Regions from separate parts of the Homo sapiens genome. Here region 1 is linked to region 2. A link is an interaction called in ENCODE POLR2A ChIA-PET data of the cell type or tissue named here. Cell type or tissue: endothelial cell of umbilical vein. All regions are shown on one strand. Region 1 overlaps PTPRK (protein tyrosine phosphatase receptor type K). Region 2 overlaps PTPRK (protein tyrosine phosphatase receptor type K).

Region 1 (4,000 bases), 190 kb before region 2:
ATATGGGTTGATGCTGTTCAATATTAGTGCATGGTATTCTATTATAAATCATACATTCTCTAAGTAGATAGGACTCTTTGCTACCTCAATATCTTAAAATAATATCTGCTGTAGTTGATTACCTTAAGCTGGAAGACTTGTTAAAGCTGTGGAATGAAGATTCGTTGCTTAACTTTATTCCATTAAAATAAGTTGTTCAAGCACATTTCTGTTTTTAAAATGAATTTTTTTTCTTTAAAACAATCTATTTTTACATAGAATTTAAAGAGCATACAATTTTCATAATGATTGCAGTTCCAAGGGCTGATTATTTCAATTACAACACTCATTTAACAATTATTTGAAGTCTAGATACCTGTTGAAACAACAGAGTTTACCCTACGAAGACAAAAGCAACACTGCAGTCAGACTGAAACACAATCATGGAAGATGGTTGTGTCACAGCCCCACGACTTATGCAATTTTGGAGCCCAGGACTTATGCAATTTTGGAGCATTAACATTATTCTGAAATGTGCTCCATATTTTGCCTGTGGTTTACCTAAAAAGACCAAGAGAGGCACAGTAGTGCCTTCTGCTCTTCACTGCTAAGCTGGGGTGACATAAGACCTCTTTCCACATAGTCTTGCCAAGCAAAACCTAAGTATACTAGTTAGAAGGAGAAACATAGCTTCTTTATGAGAGAAAGTATTTTAGAATAACTCACAAATTAACAAGTTTTCTTTAATTAATGTCACTACTGAAGGGGGTAGCATTTAACATCAGGGAGGCCCAACTTTAGCAACTATATTTTAGCTTAAATAAGTACCCATGTTTCATTATATCATACAGAACAGGTAATTTCAATGGATGTAAAGGATAAAAATACACAAAACACCCCTTTGGTTGGACTTTAAGAGAAAAAGTTATTTGTAAAATGCATAAAACATTTAAGTTTTTTTGAAAGTAGTTGAATGGAAAGGCTCACTAAGAACCCTTTCTGTGTGTGATATGTGCAAATCAAGTGGCTTCTTATGAGTCTCTAAAATCTGGTTGTTAGAGAAAATAATCATTAAAGCCCTTGAAATTAAAACATATATAACTCTACCAATTGCTAAGTTTAATAACGATGATTACCTGTTTAAAGAAATGCAACTTTGCACAAAGAAAAGCATCTCCAGATTTATTTGTTCAAGAGAATTCAGTAGAACGCTAAATTCCCAAGGAGTTCATTTTCACATACAATCAGCACATGCTCCCTAGTCCAGCTAGGAAGACAGTTAACAAACTGATAAAACCTAGAAGAGAGAAGAAGACAAGAAACTATTTTTTTAATAAAACAAAACTTGTGAGAAACAAGGCACTCTAACTCACCATGGCAGTTTAAGAAATGGATCATATACCACCGTGCTGCTCAAAAAGCAGTGGCAAATGGCAGTTCTCTGGCATGCCTATTTTGTTACTTCCATATTTCTTAAATAATTTTTTTTCTGAAGATAAAAATAGCTCTTTATTCTACTCAAGTATTCTTTTCTTGAATGCTATAAAGATGAGCTAAACAGTAAGTTTGAAAAAGAAGACAAGAAAGAGTCGATACTCTTTTTACTAGATTTTTGAAGAATTCCCGTTTCAAAGTCATCATTTTATTGGCTTATCACTGTCATTTTAGTGCAGACTAATTAATATCTGAAATAAAGTTGACTAATAGAGGTGGCTTCAACCAGATTTTTCTCCTTCTTTTATTTTTCTTCTTTACATGAATCACCAAATAATACTGGATTATCCTTCTACATCTTTAGTAGCTTAGAGGATTTAAAGTTTCCTTTTTTCCACAAAGAGTCCATAAACATATCAGGCTTGAATAGTTAGTCTAGGTACTTTCACTATGACTCGCCTTGTTTATATAAAACAGAAATGTAAGAAAACAAGTCTACTAGAATCTAAATGTATTATTGCTATGGTAGCATTACTTTTCTCTGGCTGAGAAAGTCAAGAAACACACAAAAAGAAAAGAAATCAAGAAAACAAATAGAAATGAAACATTTATAGTTAACATTTAAAAAACAAGTAATTTAGGAAAGAAAGGCTATCCATGCAGGTTGAAAATTGGATCTTCAGAAAAATACAGATTCTGTCAATTATTCTAAGTAAAACTCAAATGTTTCATTTTTGCCATAATAAAATTAATAGCATCCTTTAAACTTTAACTACACAAATGAATTGTTATTAAAAGAATTTCACCCAGAAGAACCCAAATACAATTTCATAGAATAAGACCAGTATCCTTCTACTAATCAATCCCTCAGTATTTATTAATTATGTGTTATATGCTAGCTATTATGATGGATGCTATAGGGAATGCATTAGTTTGTTCTAACACAGCTATGAAGAAATACGTGAGACTGGGTAATTTACAATCATGGCAGAAGGCAAAGGCGAAGCAGATATCTTCTTCACAGGGTGGCAGGACAGAGTGAAGGGGGAAGCCTCTTATAAAACCATCAGATCTCCTGAGAACTCACTCACTATCACAAGAACAGCGTGGGGGAAACCATCCCCATGATTCAGTTATCTTCACCTGTTCTGCCCTTGGCACATGGAGATTATGGGGATTACGATTCAAGATGAGAATTGGGTGGTGACACAGAGCCTAACCATACCAGGGAATAAAGGAAAATATAAGAATCTGTACCTTTATTTCAACAAAAACATTCAAGAAGGTTATAGCTCAGTGAATCATGAATGCCAAAAGAATGATAGAATGGATTGGATTTCTATTTGCCAGTTAGTGGAGCAATGGATACAATGGAATGAGCTAATAAGTGAAAACAAAAATGCAAGATAATTTAAAGAGAAACTAAGTTAGAAGACAGATGTTATAAAACAGAACTGGGGCTAGACAAGAAACAGAGAGAGCCTTAGGGACCAGCCACTTTACTATGACAAAGAGGAATTAATAATGTTACTTTCATTCGAGAGAATCGGCAAGGTATGGTGGCTCATGCATGTAACCCCAACATTTCAGGAGGTTGAAGCCAGAGTAGCTTGAGGCCAGGAGTTCAAGGCTAGCTTGGTCAACATAGGCAGACAGCATCTCTGAAAAAAAAAATTTAAAAATTAGCCGGGTGTGGTGGCATGTGCCTGTAGTCCCAGCCACTCGGGAGGCTGAGGCAGGGAGGATCACTTGAGCTCAGGAGTTAGAGACTGCAGTGAGCTATGACCACAGCACTGCATTCCAGCCTGGGCAACAGAGTGATATTTTGTCTCAAAAGAAAAAAAATTAAGAGAATCAAAATTTATACTTTAGAAAAATTAATACTAATATGGTGTCAGCTGCACATGATCTGTGTGGGGAAAACAGAAATTCAAGAGGTATACTTGAAACATTTCGGAGGTCTGAGGTTCAGGTCACATGGCATGAAATAGGGTGGTAGTAGGAATAAAAACTATCAGATAAAAACTCATTTCAAAGGACATGTTTAAAGGATCTAGATGCCAGTTAGATGTAGGGGGAGTAAGAAAGTGTGAGAAACTGGTTCCATTTTAGATATAATTAGTTTAAGGTGATGTACATCAACATGGAAATTTCTAGCAGGCAGATAGAAGGCTCAGAGCTCAGAAGAAAAAAAAATATATATATATATATATGGATATATACATACACACACACACACATAGACACACACATACAAGACAAACACAGAGAAACAAAGAAAAAAACACAGAAAAAAATGTATATGCATGAATCCAGCACTAAGGAAGAGTATCATAAATATCCTACTTTATGCTGTATATAAAATCAAACCCAAAGTCATCAAATATTTAAATTGGAAAGGCAAATCATAAAATTTTTAGAAGAAATATAGAATTAAATAACCTCAGTGCTGGGAAGAGCTTCTTAACAAAGTCATTCCTTTTTTATTTGTAAAGTAAAAAAAAAAAAAATCAAAAAAAAATCAATATTAAAATTAAGGCTTTTTGTCCAAAGAACTATAAGAAACTGAAAAAATAAACCCAAGCCA
Region 2 (4,000 bases):
CGGGATTTTGAAGTATTTAATAAGTAAATACACTTGCCGCAGCACCTGGCATGAGGACAAGTTCATAGCTGTTATTTTCATGCTCAGTATCTAATTCATCTCCTACTACTCTATTGAATATAACCCACTCTTCAAGTTGGACTGTTTGGCCTGAAAATAGTCTTAAGTTTTCTCTTCAGCTGAAATACTCCATCTCCCAATCTTTGCATATGGAAACCCTTGCCTTCCAAAAACCCCTTGCTAGTGCCACACTTTCCACCTATCCTTTCCAAGCCTAGACCTGCTTTCTCCCTTCTCTTGGATAGCCCCCTTGTGCTTTTTGGAAAGGGCAGGAGACACTGATGTTTGCTCATTTTTGTGGCAACCCATACCCCAAATTTTCCCCCAATCCAGAGTGTGGTGTCCCATGTGCCACCAAAATGTAAGTATTTTAGAAGCCGGAATATGTGTTTTTATTGCTCTCTAACAATATCTGGCACATGGTAGGCACTCAACAATATATGTTAAATGAATGAGTGAGTTGGCTGTTTCTATTGCAAAAGAAAGCCAGCATTCACCTCCTTTACTTTTTCCTAAGAGCAAATTCTATTGACCAAAATTCACTAAAAACTGGAAATTAAAACTGCAATTTTTAAAAATTTATTACATACGAACATCTCAAGCCCAGTCAATGTACCCCCCGCTAACTGGCTGGGCGCGGTGGCTCACGCCTGCAATCCCAGCACTTTGGGAGGCCAAGGTGGGCTGATCACGAGGTCAGGAGATCAAGACCATCCTGGCTAACACAGTGAAACCCTGTCTCTACTAAAAATACAAAAAATTAGCTGGGCATGGTGGCAGGCGCCTGTAGTCCCAGCTGCTTGGGAGGCTGAGGCAGGAGAATGGCGTGAACCCGGGAGGCAGAGCTTGCAGTGAGCCGAGATCGTGCCACTGCGCTCCAGCTGGGTGAAAGAGCGAGACTCCGTCTCAAAAAAAAAAAAAAAGTACCTCCCGCCCCCTACACACACACACACACACACACACACACACACACACACACACACACACACACACAGAAACAACTATACTTATACTGTGGTCAATTCATAGAACTAGAAGAGAGTTTAGAAATCACCAAATGCAAATGCTTTATTTTAACCACATGGTAAACAAGCACAATGGGTGACTTGGTGTCATCAAGGCACTTTTCCTCCATCTCTTCATCTGGAAACTCCAAAGGTAACTGTCCCCTCATCTATGATGCTTTATCCAACTTCTCCAGATACAGCCAGTAACTCTGTCATCTGCCTTCTCTAAGCACTTCATTTCTACGTGAGTTATAACATTTATCTACATGTCCATTTCTCCAAACAGACTGAAGCTCCTAGAGGGCAAAACCTAAACAAAGCCTAACATAGTGCTGGTACACACTAGTGGTTTACCACATTGGTTAACGTTAAATATAGACAAACAGTAGTTACTAGAACAGGTGTCTGTGGTCCAACTACCTGGGCAGCTGAGGCAGGAGGATGGCTTGAGCCCAGGAGTTTGAGGCTGCAATGAGCCATGACCTCAACTGTGAACAGCCACCGCACTCCAGCCTGGGTAATGTAGCAAGACCCTGTATCTTAAAAAAAAAAAAAAAAAAAAAAGTGTAGTTACTTGAACCTGCTAATTGATAAATTTTAATTGTTTCGATAAGATTACGTGTTATGCTGACATTCACCATCACCATTTTTTAAAGATATAATGATTTAGTAGATTTTAAATTTAAAAGATAAAATAAGCTACATTATAGTAAATTTTGACAACAATTTTCCTTCTAAATATATCCCTGAAATTAGTATATTGTGTTTCAGATAAGATGTAGGAAGCTTTGTGATCCGCCAGACTTGCAGTGTGTAAATAGGGAACAACTTTGAAACTGCTGCCCAACAGCTGGAGTACTCAGCGGGAGCACTGCAGTTAAAAAAAAACACTTTTGTTTCCCTGGGGGCAAAAGGCTAGAGCCAAACACAATAGTACAACCAAAACAACAAAAGGAGAAAAAATGTTTACAGGATTTATCTTGACGCTTTGGGAAGGAAAATAAAATATTACAACACTTCAATGGAAGTGGCACCACGCCGTCATGCAATCCAAAAGCATTTTAAAATCTGCCCATGATGTTTTTTCTAGTAAACATTTCCAAAAGAGCCTGAAACTTGATTTATGTGTGTGAAAGAGAATTAGAGTATACCTCCCTACATTTTACAACTCACATTAAAACTGTCATAACGCCCTGAAAGTATAGGGGAGAAAGTAAGAGCTGAATTGCTATTTTTCTGACATTAGTAAGCAGTCACATTGTAAAGCCTTTGCTATTCTCACAAAAAATAAATAAATAAAATAAACAAAAATCTCAGTTCTCAACTCTCCGGTATGTGTTCATTTTCTAAGACAAACCACTAAAGAAAATATAAGAATTTTAAAAATATTTCTTCCTTTCTTCATATTTTATTATACATCAACTCTGTGCAATTTAAAACAAACTGTGTGGGTGAGTGTGTGTATCTATCCATTCATACACAGTCTAAAGAAGAGAAAGTGAATAGGCAAAGAACTTCAAAAATAGCAAAGCTTATCACTCAAGGAAGTTAAAGGAGAATCAATATAGAAAGGTGCCTGGGGTAAGGACCCAGTTGTTTAGAACTGAATTTTAAATGACTACATTTTAAACAAATGCATATGTACATAGATATATACTTTAAATCTTAATAAGAGACGCAATTTCAGGGAAAAGATAAAAGAATATATAGCCATGTTGCCTAAAAAAGGAATTATGTGAACTGTAAGGAAAAGGTAATATGCAAATTTGTTTTTAAATCCTCGTGGAGGCAAGAGCCTAAAAAAAAAAATCCTCCTTAAATGTTACAGTTCAAACCAAATACTCAGGCAGCATCTCTCATCCTTCCCTCTCTCTAAGTCCCCACAAATCTACTAGCATGCTCCATCACTCCCACCTTCAAAATACCTTTACCTGTACACTTCTCTCACCCTACAGTCACTTAGACTGCAACAATGTCCTCCTAACTGGTCTCACCAAAATCCACGTGGCCCCTCCAAACCCTTTTTCACACTATACTGAGGGCGATACTTATGAAAATTTGATCATGTCTTTTCCTTTAAGTCGTCATCGTTAGTTATAAGGTCCTGCATGCTCTGGCTTTTACCTGAAGCTTTGGCCACTCTCACCAGACTCTCCTTCACGCCTCTTCCCCAGCCATAGTGAGTGGGCTTCTCTCAGTTGCTGCAATGCACTGCATTCTCTCCAATGCACCGCATTCTCTCCAGTCTCCATGTCTTCACACAGGTGGGACTCTTTGCTTGTATCTCCTGCCTAGCTTTCCTAATGTCAAAATTCCTGTGCACTCCTTGGGTAAGACACATTCTTCTAAACCCCCTATATTTTTTTCTGGACTTTCCAAACTTAGGATTACATATTGACAAGTATATGTTTCACATCCATCTACCCCAGACTGTAAAAGTCCAGGATGAAAAGTCCACAATGAAAAGGACTATGACCTCAGTCCCTAAAGCATGCCACAGTGAAGGTGCTCAATATACAGCTGAAGACTGAGAGTGTCTTTCAAAATCTCAAGAAAAAAAGCAAACTTGATGAGGAAGCCCATCTTAGATTCCAGCAATGTGATTATCAGAAAAAACATTTCCCTAAATCTTAAGGCAGAAAAGTAGAGCAGGGATGGGGGCTAGTCCTAAAACCCAGTCCAGTAGTAAAGTAGAGAATAGAGAATAATAATTGTAAAATTCCACCTCTGATTATTATATATTATATCTAAGGAATTTGTCATATACTTTGTAACCCTATGGTTCCTCGCAGAATGTTGTAAATATGGTTAGCATTTAATGAATATTTGATGAATAACCATTTTTAAGATAAAATATTAAACCTAAGTGAAGTGACAACTTTAAGACCTTGAGATGTGAGATCAGGTCCAGATGTTATCCTTACATGGTCCTG

Evidence for each region. Peaks named below come from ENCODE experiments on the same cell type or tissue, not always from the same donor. Only the 100,000 strongest peaks of a DNase experiment are listed, where the experiment ranks them.
Region 1: POLR2A ChIA-PET joins it to region 2 with 5 read pairs; 2 of 35 experiments call an interaction of 5 or more read pairs at or near these places.

What each region holds. Positions count from the first base shown.
Region 1 is chr6:128,303,553-128,307,552 of GRCh38, forward strand. All of the region lies in intron 3 of PTPRK (protein tyrosine phosphatase receptor type K), which reads right to left. Among named protein-coding and RNA genes, the nearest start is that of PTPRK, 220 kb to the right of the region's middle. In endothelial cell of umbilical vein, no CTCF peak of the experiment used is centred here; a DNase peak (open chromatin) is centred at 1,849.
Region 2 is chr6:128,492,593-128,496,592 of GRCh38, forward strand. All of the region lies in intron 1 of PTPRK (protein tyrosine phosphatase receptor type K), which reads right to left. Among named protein-coding and RNA genes, the nearest start is that of PTPRK, 26 kb to the right of the region's middle. In endothelial cell of umbilical vein, no CTCF peak of the experiment used is centred here; a DNase peak (open chromatin) is centred at 2,029; H3K27ac peaks cover 441 bases.